Linked DNA regions of Homo sapiens: region 1 is linked to region 2. A link is a loop called in an ENCODE intact Hi-C map of the cell type or tissue named here. Cell type or tissue: dorsolateral prefrontal cortex. All regions are shown on one strand. Each heading gives the region's core, and the rest is flanking DNA. Links, peaks and the distances in the headings are about the cores only. Region 1 overlaps POLN (DNA polymerase nu). Region 2 holds the start of NAT8L (N-acetyltransferase 8 like).

Evidence for each region. Hi-C counts contacts between places; a loop is a spot of excess contacts. Peaks named below come from ENCODE experiments on the same cell type or tissue, not always from the same donor. Only the 100,000 strongest peaks of a DNase experiment are listed, where the experiment ranks them.
Region 1: it touches region 2 in a loop (3-fold over the local background); 4 of 110 quality-filtered maps call a loop at or near these places.

What each region holds. Positions count from the first base shown.
Region 1 is chr4:2,132,295-2,141,014 of GRCh38, reverse strand. All of the region lies in intron 16 of POLN (DNA polymerase nu), which reads left to right. Among named protein-coding and RNA genes, the nearest start is that of NAT8L, 77 kb to the right of the region's middle. RefSeq lists enhancers at 4,824-5,323, 5,324-5,825. In dorsolateral prefrontal cortex, for the core only: no CTCF peak of the experiment used is centred there; no DNase peak of the experiment used is centred there; H3K27ac peaks cover 1,001 bases.
Region 2 is chr4:2,055,826-2,064,545 of GRCh38, reverse strand. NAT8L (N-acetyltransferase 8 like) reads right to left here and starts at 5,219. Exons shown (of 3, transcript NM_178557.4): 1 at 4,659-5,219; 2 at 3,384-3,548; 3 at 1-786. The coding sequence starts at 5,034. The coding sequence ends at 419. In dorsolateral prefrontal cortex, for the core only: no CTCF peak of the experiment used is centred there; DNase peaks (open chromatin) are centred at 5,295 and 5,907; H3K4me3 peaks cover 5,518 bases; H3K27ac peaks cover 5,872 bases.

The DNA.
Region 1 (8,720 bases), core at 512-8,511, 76 kb before region 2:
CTTGCTGGGTTTCTCTCCAGTGGGGATGCAGAGCGCCTCATGCAGCTTCACAGAAGGATGAAGAAGTGCGTCTCACAGATGCCTTGGCAAGTGTCTCCCTGTGTCTCCACGGCCTGACGATGAAGTCTGCTGGTTGGCTTAAAGGAGGGGGGTGGTGGGCACCGTCATGAAGATCCGAGTGCCATTTTCTAAACAAAATGGAAAAGAAAGTATTGTGTGGCCCCAAATAGCTGTGTCCTCCACAAGTGGCAATTTTTTTTTTTCCCCGAGACAGAATCTCACTCTGTCATCCAGGCTGGAGTGCAGTGGCGTCATCTTGGCCCACTGCAACCTCCACCTCCCTGATTCAAGCAATGCTCATGCCTCAGCCTCCTGAGTAGCTGGGATTACAGATGTACAACCACCATACCTGGCTAATTTTTGTATTTTTAGTAGAGATGGGGCTCTGCCATGGTGGCCAGGCTGGTCTTGAACTCCTGGCCTCAAGTGATCCATTCACCTTGGTCTCCCAAAGTGCTGGAATTACAGGCATGAGCCACTGCGTCCAGCCCAAGTGGCAAATTATTTTATTCCTACAGTCAGCAGAAATAAGAGTTACAAATTTTAAACCTATTCCATGCATCAATTTAACAAATCCTGGCCAGGCACGGTGGCTCACACCTGTAATCCCAGCACTTTGGGAGGCTGAGGCGGGTGGATCATAAGTTCAGGAGTTCGAGACCAGCCTGACCAACAAGGTGAAACCCCCGTCTCTACTAAAAAGAGAAAAATTAGCCAGGTGTGGTGGCGCACGCCTGTAATCCCAGCTACTCAGGAGACCGAGGCAGGACAATCACTTGAACTGGCAGGCAGAGGTTGTAGTGAGCCAAGATTGTGCCACTGCACTGTAGTCTGGGCGACAGAGTGAGACTCTGTCTCAAAAAAATAAATAAATAAATAAATAATCCCTTTGAATGTACCCAACAAAAGGTGAAAGAGCTATTTATTACTTACCTTTTGAGTTCTAATAGGAAGTGTTCTATTCTGTTTTCCAGAACCCCAGCCACTCGTAAGTTGTTATTTCCTGGAGAGTCTTATAAAATTTTCTTCAGGGCACTGACTTGCACCCCCAGATGGAGAGCTCTGCCTTTCTTTCCTGATGTAGTCTTTAGGCTCTGTTTTCATTAGGACCCACATAAATGATATAAGTGCTATTCTGAAGTAATTCTAATCAAGGCCTTTACGTTGTTGCCATGTTATTTTTCTGCTTTCCTGATGAATATTCCTCCCATATAATTTAAATATCTATCAAAAGATTTATTAGCAAGGTGTTCATATACCACATAATTACTGCTAAATCTGCACTATTTGAAACCCAAATGAACTTTTAAAATCTTTATACTTTATTATTTTGAGTGATTTAATATTTTCCTATTTCTATCTAGAGTAAACTGAGCCATCCCCTCATTCCATGCATCACCTCACAGTGGGAAGAGGAGCGTTCTGGTACTTTCTGTGCATTGCCTCTTGACAGGGACATATGCAGAGCAGGTTCCACTGTGTGCAGCGCACATTGCTATTTTCTCTTCTATTCAGTTCACCTTTGAAAGTGCTGTTTGTGACCCACTAAGGAACTGGGACCTGCAGTTTAAAATGGATTATCAGGGCCAAAGGCTGGCAGGTGGAGGAGCCTGGCCTCCCTTTGAGTCACGCTGCCCAGCACAGTGACCACAGCCTTGCTGACCCCAGGGGAGCTGCGGGCCCCAAGCTCCGGCCAGCCCTGCTTGGCAGAGGCTCACGCTTCCCCCTGGGGGCCTGGCCCGTTTCCGTGGCTCCTCCCTCTCCCCACTCTGCCCTGCTGGTGACCCAGTGTGGCTCTGCCCTTCCCCTCTGACCCTGCGGCTTGTCCCCTTCCCAGAGGAGGGGCTCCTCTCCCTCTGCCCATTTGTTGTGGTCAAGGGTGCTCATCCTTGCTCCTCGGAGTCCACTGCATGAGCATCTCCTTTCCCGGCAGCTTCCATGCCTGCGCACATGCTCACCAGTCTCAACCCTCTTCATTCAGCTTTCCTTCAGGAATATCAGGAAAAAAAAAAAAGGCACAGTGATTTCACCTTTTTCTTTTCTTTTCTTTTCTTTTTTTTTGAGACAGAGTCTCACTCTGTTGCCCAGGCTGGAGTGCAGTGGCACATTCTTGGCTCACTGTAACCTCTGCCTCCCGGGTTCAGAGTAGCTCAGCCTCCCGAGTAGCTGGGATTACAGACATGCACCACCACACCTGGCTAATTTTTGTATTTTTACTAGAGACCAGCTTTCATCTTATTGGCCAGGCTGGTCTCGAACTGCTGACCTCAAATGATCCGCCCACCTCAACCTCTCAAAGTGCTGGGATTACAGGTATGAGCCACCGTGCCTGGCTGATTTCACCATTTTTAAGCCAGATCTTTGGCTTCTCCTCTGAGCTACCCTGTGGGGGTGGCGATTCCTCAGCTCAACTGGTCACACAGGCTGGAGCCCAGGGGTCCGGGCTGGGCACCAAAGCCTTTGGGCCTCCTGGTATAGCTGTCCCCACCCTTGTTGCCTGCACATCTTGGTGCCAGCCTTCCAGCTCCCCACCCACCTTCCTGCTCTCATCCCTCCAGCCGGGAGAGTCAGAAATGCAAGCCCAGCTCCACAGCTCCAATCCCTAAAGTCTCCAGTGGCTCCCAGAGCTCTTGGGGTAACTAATGTCTGGTCTCCTCACCTAGCTCTTAGGGCTTTGGGTGGTCTGACCCCACCTGCTTCTCCAACCCCATTTCCTGTCACTCTCCATTCATCATCATTCATTCAACAGATGTTTTCTGAACACCTGTGTGCCAGGATGTTCAGGGTGCTTGCACTGTATGGGTCAAAACTCTATCCTGGCTGGGCACAGTGGCTCATGCCTATAATCCCAGCACTTTGGGAGGCTGAGGTGGGCGGATCACAAGGTCAGGAGTTGGAGACCAACCTGGCCAACATGATGAAACCTTGTCTGTACCAAAAATACAAGAATTAGCTGGGCGTGGTGGCGTACACCTATAATCCCAGCTACTCGGGAGGCTGAGGCAGGAGAATCATTTGAACCCAGGAGGAGGAGGTTGCAGTGAGCCAAGATCACACCACTGCACTCCAGCCTGGGTTACAGAGTAAGACTCTGTTCCCCCACCGACCCGCCCCCCGACCGAAGAAACACCTCTGCTCTATGGAGTCTTGGAGATAGAGGGCATGAGACAGCCAATACGCATGTGGAATGAGAAACGATACAGAGGAGAGTGAAATGTGAATGTATGGAACGTATGTAGTGGGGGGACGATTGCCAGCCTCGGGAAAGCAGTGTTCAAGAGGTTGGGGAGGGGGCAGCTGAGCAGAAGCTTTAGTGGGTGAGGGGGGCCACGGGAGTGTATCAGGAGGAGCAGGCAGAGGGGGCTGCCCATCCAAGCCACTCACAGGGTTCCAGACCCCACATGGTGTCAGGGCCACACTGCCCTTCAGGCTGCAGGTCAGGCTCCACGAGCTGCTTAGGTCAAGTGCAGTGGCATCAGCCTGGCTCAGGTGCCATAGCAGGTGTGCTGCTGTGGCCCTCACTCTGAGCTCTGTGCCAGCTGCCCTTTTCTGTGTTTTTGTTGTGGTTTTCACTTGGATTTTCTTTTAATCAAGAAAAATTATTTCAAGAGACCGCTGGCATTGTCTGGCGGACCCTGGAGGCAACAGAACCTTGGCTTAGGGCAGAACTGAGTTCAAATCTCAGCTCAGTCAATAGATGTGTTACTCTAGCAAGTTACTTAACTTATGGAAACCTCACTTTTCTCATCCATGAAATGATAAAAGCAGCACCTTCTTTGCTAGGTTATTGTGAAAATTATTTATTTTTCGTCTTACTCATTCAGCCACTATTTGTGAATTGCTCCTGTGTGCTGGGCTGTGTAGTAGGTGCTGGGGACACGGTGAAAACGCCGTGGGCCCTGCCCCGGGAGGCTGTGTCCAGAGGGCAGAGTGCCGTGTGGCTGTTCTGCACAGCACCTCTCAGGTGCCTCACACAGCCTGGCACGTGTGGGGCGACTGCCACAGCTTTCTCAAGACAAGGAGAGCCAGCATGCCCTCAGGCTGGCCAAGACCCTGTGACTATCACTTTCCTTTGGCTTCATTCCAGAGGCTGCAAGGACATAGTCAACACATTAAAAGCAGGGCTGCCATCACCTTTTCCTTATTTCCACCACCTCCCCAGTTTGGCACCTTCCATCTGGAGCTTCAGTCAGGTAGACAGATGAAGATACCCAGGCCCACACAATACCTAGGGAGAAAAGCAACGGGCTCATGTACCTCCTGGGCGCAACCCCTTCACCCACAGCTGAGACTATTCCCTGCATAGCATTCCACTAACAGCTACTGAGATTTTAACAAATGCCACATTGTAGAATTAAAACGTCATCTCAGCACCTTGCCTTTCACTGAATGTTAAATAAAGGCTGTTAACATTCAATTTTTTTAGATCAGTTCTCTTATTTGCAAAAACATACCAAGTTCACCATGAAAACAGATGCTGGGATGTGCCCCATCCACATGGCTGGCACTTTCCCCTGCAACCACTCATGGGAGACTTGGGCTGCCCAGAGCAACCCATGAGGGCTGAGCACAGGTGCCTTCCTCTGCGGGGTTCAGCTGGGCTTATTTAACAGGCAGCTGAGAAGTGATCTCCACACATTTTGATGTCCACAGTAATAGCAGAAAACTGTATACCCTAGAGGAGATTAAAATTGTAAGAAAATTATTCCAGTTTGCTTCCATCTCCGTAGTTTGGGGAACTTAAACTAGTCATTCTGCTGTATGATTGCGTTACTGTGTGCTCTCTCTGCTCAGCTTAGGAGACACATGGGCATGGTCTCCGCCCCCTGGACATTCGTTGGACCTGGGAGATGAAATGTTCATGGGTGGTCAACACGAGGGGACCAGCTTATGTAATGTAAATAACATGATTGACTCCAACAAATTAGGAGTATGCTGGTTCTGAGGCTTTCACCTGCAGAAACATTCAGATATCACCATTTGCTCTCGGCCTGGGTGGCCAGCTCCTCGCCCGAGGAGAGTAATGGGGAGTCTAGCCCCTCCCAGTAGAGGATGCCTGCAGGTAGTGATCGCTTCTCTATTCTTCTTCCACGAACGGTTCCCCTGCGTGCTAGCACGTGGTGTTGGTCTGTGACGGCAGCCGCTTGCTAGAGTGATGTCTGACTTCGATGCTCTCATGGGCGTGTGATAGCCACGCTTTCATCCACACCCCCAGTGTGCTGGGTGACCCCCACAGGCTTCTCCCACATTTGGACTCTCACCTGGTGGGACCCAGCTTCCTCCCAGATGTTCGGACTCTTGTTAGTTGTCGCTTCCCACCACAGTCACTTTGGTCACCCTCGGTCTTTGGTAGTTCACGTGCTGTATGTGCTAATTGCTCACGTAGACACCTGTGAACATGCGTTTGCTCATGAGGCGTTAGGGACGGCACTCTGTCTGATGGCTGCTTGCATCACAGAGGCCCATAGAGAAGCGCAGCAGTGTTTCATGTGTTTGGAAATGTGAACCCGTGCACATGAACAGACATTCACAGATCTGGTTGGCGCACAGTGCCACAACCAACGGGGAGCATTGGCCATGAAAAGCTTGGCACGGGCTGATATCTCCTCCAGAGAGGCCTTGCTGAAGGCCCATGAAGGTTGGTTACAGAAGAAACACATGTGGTTCTGTGGCCGCTTCCTGTCTCCTGATTTCTTGGAACTCTGCCATGAGTGAGGCTGATTTCCCCAGCCTCACTCCTCAGGGGCCTGAAGTACTCTCTTCTTCCCTCAGAGCACCATGGAGAGTCTCCTGTGACACCCTTTCATTTTGTTCATTTGAACCCTGCGTTATGTGACTTGTATGTGTGATACACACGTCATGACAGACAATAACTCCCAGAAGGCCAGATTTGTGTGCGAGTTCATTTTGCATTGCTGCCCTGGGCTGCATATCGTGGTGCTTTCTCTGTAGCGGAACATCATCAGTATTGGGGGGATGCGTGCACAAGGCACAAGCAGAAGGAAGGAGTTTAGTCGAAGGTGGCAATTTGTACGTTATGTGTATTCAATTTTTATTACTGACATGCTTTCAATGCCTCTCTGTCTCACTCATTCAGTAAACACGCACGTATTACATACTTTCTATGTGTGAGGTGCTCCTGGAAAGGGGGATCCAGGTCTCCAGCTGTTCAACGTTGTGATCAGTACTTGGTCTGAACTGAGAGATGTCAAGGATGCTCTTCAGAGCATTGTGACAGACCCCCAGCCTGCTTAATTAGGGAGCTAGAGGAGGTTTCCTCCTTAAGGAAAGGAGGAAGTCTGCTTGTGTGCAGATTTGAAGGATGAGGAGAAGTCGTGGTATCAAAAAGGTGGGGAGGTTAAAACAATAATGAGATCCCACTACATACCTATTAGAACGACTAAGATCAAAAAGCAAAACAAACAAACAAACAAAAACCTTACATTATTAATTGGTGAGGGTGTGGAGCAACAGGCACTCATTCATTGCTGGTGGGAATGAAAAATGGTACAGCCACTTTTCGAGTTTGGCAGTTTCTTTCAAAACTAAATACCATATGATCCAGCCATTACACACCTAGGCATCCACCAAATTAATTTGAAAACTTATGTCCACACAAGAACCTGCACACAAATGCTTATGGCATCTTTATTCATAATCACCAAAAACTGGAAACAACCAAGATGTCTTTTTAGAAGTGAATAGATAAATAAACTGTGACACATTCATACTGAGAAATATTATTCAGTGATAAAAAGGAATAAGCTACAAAGCCATAAAAAGGCATGGATGAATCTTAAATTCATATTGCCAAATGAAATAAATCAATCTGGAAAGGCTACATACCACACGATTCCAAATTATGTGACATTTTGGAAAAGGTAAAACTGTAGACACAGTAAACAGATGAGTGGTTTCCAAAAGTTCAGAGCTGGCACTTGGGGATGAGGTTGGATAAGTAAAGCTCCGGGGATCGTTTAGGGCGGTAAAACTATTTTGTATGATACTATGATGGTGGATAGCTGACAGTATGCATTTGTCAAAACCAATAGAATGTACAACAGCAAGAGTGAACTATAATGTATGTAAATTTTTAAAAGTCATTTATGAAGTCGGGGGATCTCAGGATGGGAGACAGAATGTGACATGTCCATCTAATTATATTAAATTTGTGTGAAACAACCTCACTGGGGAAAGTTGTTGGGGGGCAGGGGGAGAAAAGAGATGCTGACCTGAAACAAATGGAGTCTTAAAGACAAAAGACAGAAGCAACTGAACACAATTATTGCACTCTAGTTAATAAAGTTGTTTTCCACAGGGGTACAGGTGAACAATTCTGCTACCACTATGTACATATACTGGAATTAAACATGCAGTATTTGTCTGTCTATACCTGGTTTACTTCACTTAGCATAATGGCCTCCAGGCTTATCCATGTTGCTGCGAATGACAGGATGTCATTCTTTTTATAGCAGAATGGTATTTCATTGTGTATATTTACCACATTTTCTTTATCCATTCACCCATTGATGGGCACTTAGGCTGATTCCATATCTCGACTGTTGTGAACGGGGCTGCAGTAAACATGGGAGTGCAGATACTTATTTGTCATACTGATTTCCTTTCTTTTCCATACATCCCCTGCAGTGGAATTGCTGGATCATATGGCATTTTAATTTTTCTTTTTTTGAGGAACCTCCATATTGTTTTCCATAGTGGCTGCACTAATTTACTTTCCCACCAACAGTATATCAGAGTTCCCCCTTTCTTTGCATTATTGACAGCATGTTATTTTTTTTTTTTTTTGCCATTTTTTATAATAGCCATGTAAATTTACATCAGGCTGGCCTCAAACTCCTAGGCACAAGTGATCCTCCTGCCTTGGGTTCCCAAAGTGCTGGGATTACAGGTGGGATCCACTGTGCCCAGCCACAAGCTATTTTTATATTTCATATTCTACCACTTCAAATAAGATGCAAAAGGCTTACAAAAGCCATTGAACTCAAAAAAGCTGATTTATTATATTTACCCAGATACTGACCATTTCTGTTGCTCATCTTTCATTCCTGAAGTTCCAGGTTTCCCTTTGGAAGCATTTCCCTTCAGCCTGAAGAATTTCCTGTAGCATTTCTTTTAGAGCAGGTCTGCAGATGACAGAGTACTTTAATTTTTATTCATCTGAGAATGTCTTTCACTCACCTTCATTCCTGGAGGATAGAATAAAGAGCTCTGAGCTGGCAGTTCTTTCAGTCTGTGGAAGTTGTGGCTCCATTGTCTTCTGGTCTGCATGGTCCCTGACAGGAAATCTGCAGTCACTCACATTGCTGTTCCTCAGCATGAAAAGTGTCATTTTACCCTGGCTAGTTTCAAGATGATTGTTTTTAAATCACAGTTTTTTCAGCAGTTTGATTATGATGTTTCTGGGCCTGGTTATCTTTTAATTTACCATATTTAGGGTTGTTCAGCTTCTCAAATTGGAAAAAGTATGTCTTTCACTAAATTTCAGAATTTGAAGCCATTATTTCTTTAAGAAAACTTTTTTCTGCACAATTCTCTTTCTTTTCTCTAGGAACTAAGAGAACACAATTTGATATTGTATTTTGATATTAGCCCACAGGTCCTTGAGTCTTTGTTTATTGTTCTTCCCTTCTTTAGATTGG
Region 2 (8,720 bases), core at 306-8,305:
GGGGCCTCCACAGGCAGTGGCGCTGGGGCCGCAGGCGGGGCCGGAGCCTGGCCCCGGGATCTGCTGCAGAGGTTCTGTGCTTGGTGAGCAAGGCTGGGCCTTCCCCAGTGGCGGCGGGCAGGGCAGCGTCATGGACAGCCGCGGTGGTCCAAGATGCCACTCTTCAGGTGGCAAGCCGCCCAGGCAGGTGGGGAAGGGCGAGGGGCTATGGCGACAAACAACCCACCCCCACCAAAGTGTCGCCGAAGAACAACAGCCCCGCACCCCCCGGAACCAGCCAGACAACCGCAGGATGTTGAAAAGGGGAAACCCAACACAAACGCCAATTGAGCGTCTGAAAGCAGGCCGCGCCGGGCGGCGGGCAGGCGGGCAAAGGCGGACAGGGCGGCCGGGGGGGCGGGCGGGCGAGCGGCGGCGGTCACTCCTCGCGCAGCTGCAGGCGGTAGCGGTGGTAGCGGACCTGGAAGAAGAGGCGCTCAGCCAGCGAGAGGGTCATGCCCGGCAGCACGTAGTGGTCACTGGCGCCCATGTGTCTGAAGCCCAGCGACTCGTAGAGCTTGTGGGCGGCCACCTTGACGGCCGTCGTGCCCAGCACCACCGCGGAGTAGTTGTGCACCACGGCGAACTCCAGCACCTTCCGGCCCAGCGCCTTGGCGATGCCCTTGCCTCGGAAACGTGAGTCCACAGACATCCGCAGCAGCTCCACCGTGTTGTCCTCCTCGTGGGCCCGTGCAGCCACAATGCCCACCACGTTGCCATCCAGCACGGCCACCCAGAAGCAGGAGCCTGCAGGGGATAGGGCGGTCAGGGACACCCGGTGAGGAAGGCTGGGGAGACCCCTCCACCTCTGGGGTGAGACAGGGCCCTTGGCACTGCCCCCTCCAGCTGGACACCAAGCCAGGGCAGTGGGACACCCAATCCCGGCAGCCCCCGGGGCCTAGCTACCAGCTCTGCTGGAGCCAAGGGAGGGGGCAGCCACTATTCAGGACAAGCAGGTAGAGCCCCCCTCCAGAGCTCCTTAAGCAGAGAAAGCCAGCCCAACACCTGTTACCCAACAGGCCAACAGCCAGGACCCACTCAAGCCTGGAGGCTGCGCTGCTCAGAGTAGTGGTCAAAGGCCCGAGTCCCTCCTCTGAGACCAAGAGCTGGGGCAGGCTTTGCCCAGTCAGGCCGCTGCCCTCTGCCCAGCTACTCCCAGACCAAATGCCTTGATGGCCCGGGCCACCCTGAACAGGCCATGGTGCAGCCAAACTGCTGTGGCTTCTGGCCACCCAGGGTCACCCGGGCCATCACGGCAAACTCCAGCACCCACAGCAGAGGGCCGCAAAGGGCAGGGGTCAGCAAAGTGCGTCCAGAAGGCTCCCTGCAGCCCAGGAGGAGCTTTCCTATAAATCCAAGTGGGGGACAGGGGATGGCCCCTCTGGCCCCGGCCTCTCCTGGCAGTAGGCCAAGTGGCCAGGCCATCACCCCATCCACAGCACGGCCCAATTCTCACCTCGAGTCAGGCACGAAGCCAGGAGGTGGCGGTCGTGGGGGAGGGGAACCGGCAGGGGAGGAGGAGAGGTGCAGGGGCAGGTTGGGGCGGTTGTGGGAGGGAACCTGCAGGCACTGGCCACAGGGGAAGCCCAGCCACCTCCAGCAGCCAAAGGCAGAGGTGGCACCCAGAGACCTCTCTGAAGACCAAGGGTTTGGCCAGTGGAGGGCCACACAGCCTGCCTGTGGCCCATCCAGCCTCCTACTCAAGGAGGCTCTGCACCTGCCCCGAGCCCCGGGAAGCCCTCCCATCCCTCCCCATTGCCCCTCTGCACAGCCACCAGCCTGCTGGCTCCATGAAGGGGACCTCTGTCTCCTTCACTGCTGGACACTGAGGCCTGGCAGGCAGCTAAAGGGGTACTGAAGGCCCTTCAAGGAGAAGCAGCGTGGGGGGGAGCCACTGGGCACCGCTGCCATCGCCACAGACACGAGCAGCTGGGCCCTCCAAGCTTTGTGCAGCTCCAGGGTTCCCAGGAGGGCTGCCCCTCCTCGGCCCCCTGTCCTGGAGCCCCTGGGGTCTCCCACACCCAACCCCCCATCTCCCTACCCACACAGCATCTCTACCTCCAAGGAGGGGATCCTGGACCAGTATCCCTCCCACCAGCTGGCCTGCCCACCACCCAGGGGTTCTGCCTCTACCTACCCAGGCAAGACGAGAGATCAGGGCCATCCCAGAAGTAGCAACCCCCAGCACCATGTGGCCCTGGGCACACCTCACTCCTCCCAAGACTCGGTTTCCCCATGTGCACAAGCAGCTCCCAGAATCCACCACGGGCCATCAGCAGCTATCCAGCCTCTGCCCTCGTGGGGTGTTCCTGCAGCCCTGCCAGCTACCCCTCCACTCCCTCACACCAGGGAGGCCACGGCCCAGAGGGAGCAGGGCCATGCCCCGTGTGCCCACCGGAGCCCCCTGTGTTGCTGTGGCCTGTGCTTCCTCATGGCCCGTTTCCCCTCCCAAGCAGAGGCTGGCCAGGGCTCAGGGGCTGCTCAGATGCTCTGTTTGGGTTTAGGAAAGGGTCAGGGAGAGCAGCAGGCACCAAGGCCGTGGCGCGGGGGTGGAGCATGGCAGCCAGCGGTGCCAGACACTGCCCCTCCCCTGACACTGACCGGGCTCCTGACAGACCCTGCCCAACCCTTTGGGCCACACTCTGTCCCTCTCGTTGGCCTACAGACGCTCCAGGATCGCAGAGAGCCTCCCACCCCAGAGAGCAGAGTCTTCACCCCTGCGGCATCCGGCATGGGGGAACCGGTGTGGCTCAGCGGCTGGGGGCCAGCCCGAGGGTGGAGAACAACCCCCACCCCCCCTAGAGCCCAGACCCAGCTCCTCCAGCTATAGAAGGCCACAGAGGCTGGGACAAAACCCTTCAGCTAAGCGGCCCAGCGATCAGGCCAGAAGTGAAGGCCAAGGCTCAAGGTCAGGTCCCCTGCCCCCACCCCATCCTCTGTGCCCCAATAGGGTCCCCGGCCCCTGCCACACAAGCCCTCTCCCCCCAGGACCCTGGCACTGCAGGCAACCCCATCCCCGCAAGGCACACCAGATGGGACCCACAGAGCCCAGCGGCCCTTGCCCCACCGCAGCAGGCGCCAGGGAGACGCATCCACAGCAGGGAACGGTGGAGCCACTGCGTCGCAGGGCCAGCTCAGGTCACTCAGCGGGAGGAACCGGCCGTGCCTCCCCCAGCCCCGCTGACACCGGAGGCCTCGGTCACCCAGAAGGCTCAGGTCACAGGGGCCCCGGCTCAGGCCCACCCACGCCGGCCCTCGCCCAGGCCTGCCCTGAGGTCGCTGGAGTGCGTGCCCCCGAGGGCTGTCTGGGGCGGAGGTCGGGGAGCGGCGGGAGCGGGACTCACCGGGCGGCTTCATGTAGTACTGCTCGATGTCCGCCATGTCCGTGTGCAGCGCGCACTCCAGGTAGGCGCGGATCACCTTGCGGCTGTAGTAGTAGCGCAGGCCCAGCAGCGCGGCCGGCACCAGGCACGTCAGCAGCAGCGAGCGGCTCACGGCGAAGCACAGCGCTGGGGGCAGAGGGCGCGGGTCAGCGGCGCGGCGGGGGTCCCCAGGCCCCAGAGACGCCACCCCGGCGAAGCCCGCTAGGGACGCCGCGCCCGGCCGCGCTCCTGGTGGAGGAGCCGGGGTCATCTCGGGTGCTTTCTACTTCTCCCTATTTCCAAGCTTCCTGCGGTGAAGACAGCCACCCCACCCACCCCCACCGCCTGGAATGAGCCTCGGCGGGTCTCTGAGCTTCCAAACACGGCAGGACACCCTCGGGATGGCCGGGCCGGGAAGGACTCTGCCCACGCTGGCCTACTGAAGCCAAGGTGGGCAGATCCTGGCAGGGAGCTGCCCCGCAGACCAGGCCCCGCGCGGGGGAGGGGGGAGGGGGGAGGAGGAAGGGGGGTGTCCCACGTTCCAGCCTCGGGCTCCAGGACCCCCTCTTCCCAGGGCCCCAGCAAGAGCCCTTCCTGGCCAGCGTCCGGGAGCTCTGAGGGCAGGGACAGGGCAGGGAGGCCCCACACCGCTTCCAGCCGCATTTCGGCTGCCGTGACCTTGGGGGAGTCGCGTCCTCCCTACGCGGCCTCAAGCGCCTCATCTGTAAAATGGGAGCGAACCCCCTCACCCCGGCAGGAAGCTCTGAGGGGAAGGGCACCCAAAGACGCTGAAGGGGCCGCCCTCTGCGACCGCCCCGGCTGTGCCAGGCGCGCGCACCCCCCGCGGCGCCGGCTGTCTTCCCCTCATAAATTAGCACCGAGCGGGAGGCGGCCTCCCCCGCCCGCAGATTATATTTAGGCACTCGCCGGGGCCCAGCCGCGGCGGGCGCTACCTGCCCTGGCACCCGCCCCCACCCAGGATGCCCGGGAGGGGACAGGGGAGGCGGTGGGGGTGGGGGGCTGCGCGGCGGGGACGCAGGTGCGGACCCCGGACCCTCCCCGGCTCCGGCCCGCTCGGGGCCCTGCGCCCATCCCCACGCCCATAGCCAGCCCTGCGCGGGGCCCGGCGCGGCAGAAAGCGGGGGGCTTCCCAGGCTGGTCCCCGGGAGCCGGGCGCGGGGTCCGCGTGGACGCCGGGGCGGGGGAGCTCCGCGCCGGCCCGAGGGACTGCGGCAGCCGGGGGCCCGGCGCACTGACCCGCCAGCAGGGCGTAGAGCAGCTGCGCGCGCGGGTGCTGCCGCAGGCCGCGGAAGGCCGTGTTAGGGATGCGCTCCATGATGCCGTCGTAGAAGATGCGGCGCGCCGCCTCCTGCTCGGCCGCACGGAACTCGCGGATGCACACGCCGCGCCCCCCCGGCGGCCCCGCGCCCCCCGCCCCGCCGTGAGGCTGAGCCACCGGGGCAGGTGGGGGCGCGGGGGGCGCGGCGGCCGGCCCGGGCGCGGCGGGCAGCGGGGGCCACATGGCGCCGGCGGCGGCGAGCAGCGCGTCCTTCTTGGCCCCCGGCAGCGCCTCATGGTCCTCGGCGGCCACGATCTTCGTCTCGCAGACCATGTCGGGAGGCCCACAATGCATGCACCCGGCCGGGCGGCGCGGCAGCGGGGACGCGGCCGGGCGGCGGCGGGCACGGCCGGGCCCAGGGCAAGGGCGCGGCGCCCTCGGACCCGCGGCGGCGGCGGCGGCGGCGGCAGCGGCGGCGGCGGCGGCGGCAGCTCAGGGGCGCGGGGCGGAGGCGGCGGGCGGCCGGGGCGCGCGCAGGGAGCTGCGCCGCATTTTGGAGAAGTATTTATAATGCGGCGGCGCCGGTGCAGTCGCGGCGCCCGCGGCCCGCAGGGTCCTAGCGTCCACTGCATTGGCTGCCGGGGGTCACCATGTGATCGCGGGGGTGGGGGAGACGCCGCCCCCGCCTCGCCGGGTGGCTCGCTGGGCGCGACGGGGCGGCCGGGCAGCGCGAGGGGCCCGGCACGGGCGGGGGCGGCGGCGCGGGCGGGGGCTCCTGGCCCGGGGGCGTCCGGCGGGGCTCGGGACCCGGCCGCGGAGCGCGTGATGGGCGCCGCCCGCCCCGCCCCCCGCTCCCACGCCGCGCGCCTGGGAGCGCCCCGACCCCGGGCCCGACCGCTGGCGATCGCGGCGCCACGTCCTCCTCCTCCTCCTCCGCGGCCGCCCGGAGCAGTCACGGCAGCGTCTCCCGCTCCGTCTCCTGCCTTTGTTTGAAAGCAGCGCCCGCGGTGGACCTGGGGAGAGGGCGCCGCGGCTGCCCCGGCCCGGAGCCCCCGGGAAGCCTCGTCCGGAGCCGCACGGGCAGCCGGAGTGGGGACGCGGAAGGGCGGGGTCTGCGGCCTGGCGCGGCGCCCCCCTGTCCGAGCCCCGCAGTGGGCACGGGGATGCGGGGCCCGCAGGACCCCTCCCGGCCCGGCCCCCGCCCCCCGCGGCCGCGCATGCGCCCCGTGGCCTCGGTGCAGGTGCAGCGGGGGCTCTGCGCCTTGTAGGACCTGCAGACGCCGCAGGCTGGGGCGGAGAAGCTCAGGTGCGGGGAGGCGGTCGCAGACCCCATCCTCGGCGCTTCTCGAACCTAGCCCCCTTCAGTTCTGCGCGACCTCCCAGCACCACCCCGAGGGCTGCCGGAGCAGAGCTTCCCCGACATGCGCGGGCGGGACGGGGCCAGGGGTCCAGGCCTGGGGACCCGCAGTCTGCGTTGTGCGGTGGAGTTGGGGCCAGCCGGGCAGCTGAGGTCACCTGAAGGCCAGGAGGGGCTGGGCCTGCCCGTGGACGTGGGAGTGAGGCCGCAGCGCCCTGGTGGGGTGGGGAGGGGCGGCTGAACTGGTCCACAGCCCCGTCCGCCAGAGAACGGGCCCTGGAGAGGGGCAGGGGACGGGGTGGGGGCGTGGGGGGGAGGGGAAGCCAAGCTGGGAAGGCGCCCCCTCAGTGTCTGGGGCCCGCTGTCAGCTTTTCAACCTAAAGGAGAAAACAGGCAAAACGAATAGAAATAGTTTGTTGGGGCCAAGTTTGAGGACTGCAGCGTGGAAGGACAGACTCAGGTTGGTCTGAATGCACGCGCTCTCATTCGCAGCAGTTGCAAGTGCGTTTTTAAAGGAAAAATGAAGACGCAGCTCCTAAATTCACCAAGAATTTGCATTAAAATGGCATAAGCTATTGATTGGTGTACATTATTTGTCACAAATTCCAGGAACATGAAGATGACGCTGAGGCGGCCAGGCGGACACTATAGGAAAGAAAAGAAAGAACAAAATGCCTTCCAGCAGTTGCCCCGGGCGTGAGTGGGGAGGCGGGACTGAGGCCCTGTACTCAGGTGTCTCTGGGCCAGATAATCTTTGAGAATCCCACATAGCTCCGGCTATTTTTCTTTTCTCATTTCTCGTGTTTGATCAAAAATTTTCTCTTCTCAAAGCAGTGATGATCGACATTCTAGATGTAAGTTTTTCTGCTGGGAAGGCTCATTCCCGGGCCATCTCACCCCGCATGGGGGGAAAGAGGACAGGTGCGGTGGGCGCTTAAGAACTTCGTGAGGCCTCAAGGCCAAGGTTGATTGGCACGGGGTCTGTCAGGCCGTCTGCTATGAAGGAGCCACGCATACCGGATGGCTTCTGAGCATCTAGCTAGCATCCTCGGGGTTTTTTGGTTGACTTTGGACATCTAGAAACACAAAGCCTAATCAATTTAAGAATGAAAAATATGGGCCGGGCGTGGTGGCTCATGCCTGTAATCCCAGCACTTTGGGAGGCCGAGGCGTGTGGATCACGTGAGGTCAGGAGTTTGAGACCAGTCTGGGCAACATGGTGAAACTGCGCCTCTACTAAAAATACAAAAATTAGCCGGGTGTGGTGGCAGGCGCCTGTAATCCCAGCTACTTGGGAGGCTGAAGCAGGAGAATCACTTGAACTCGGGAGGCGGAGGTTGCAGTGAGCTGAGATCGTGCCACTGTACTCCAGCCTGGCAACAGACTGAGATTCTGCCTCAAAAACAAGAAAAGAAAAAGAAAAAATGACACAAATAAGGGCAACTATTAACAATTTGAAATCTAGAACTGAAGAGTGCTTCTATTTTTGAAGGTAACCAGATACCTATTTTGTCTCCTTCTGGTCCTGGCCTGAAGAACAAGATGTTGAAGTTCTCCAGTGATGGAAACGACCTCTCTGGCGAGGCTGCCTGGTGTGGTCCCATCTATTGTGGTTGGAGGAAGTCCTATATTTGATGCTTTTCTCATGAAATCTCCAGGTTGGAGACCTTGAACTTTCATGTCTTCATCTCCTGAGAACTCGCCGTTAACAGAATCCTTAATTAATTTAGAATGTGCAGTGAGAAGCTCTATAGGGTCTCGGCAATAATGAAGAATATCGCCTTTAAGGGGAGCTGGTTTGGAGGCTCCTTCATCCAGGCACAGGGCCTTCCTGGTATTATTTCAAAGAGAGAAAGCTGATGTTTTCCAAACAGGGCAGAACCCCAGTTCAGCACCACAGTGGAAACACCTTAGGCCAGGGAGTGTTAGAAGCTGGTTTCAGCATTGCAGATGGGTTTTCTATTATCCCACCTGTGCGTTCCACAGTCTGGAAGATGGAGGAGGGCTGCAAGCACAATGGGAATGCCAATCCCTCCAATCCCAACCAGCTTTCACTATGCAAGGTAAGATGTCAATCAATCTTTTTTCTTTTTTCTTTTTTCTTTTTTTCAGAGAGAGACAAGGTTTCTCCATGTTGTCCAGGCTGGTCTGGAACTCCTGGGCTCAAGCGACCCTCCCACCTCAGCCTCCAAAAGTGCTGGGATTACAGGCATGAGGCACCATGCCTGGCCAATAAATCCTTTTTTTTTTTTTTTTTTGAGATGGATTTTCGCTCTTGTTGCCCAGGCTGGAGTGCAATGGCACCACCTCTGCTCACCACAACCTCCACCTCCTGGGTTCAAGCAGTTCTTCTGCCTCAGCCTCCCGAGTAGCTGGGATTACAGGCATGTGCCACCATGCCCGGCTAATTTTGTATTTTTAGTAGAGACAGGGTTTCTCCATGTTGGTCAGGCTGATCTCAAACTCCCAACCTCAGGCGATCCGCCCGCCTCAGCCTCCCAAAGTGCTGGGATTATAGGCATGAGCCACCGCGCCCAGCCCAATAAATCTTTTATAACGTCTCACAGTTTACCCCATTCTCTTTCTTTCCACAGCTTTCTATATCCACTCTTATCTATCATTCGTTTTTATCCCTTCAACTAAACCTTTAAAAACCTCTAGACAAATTTACTCTTCCCATAAC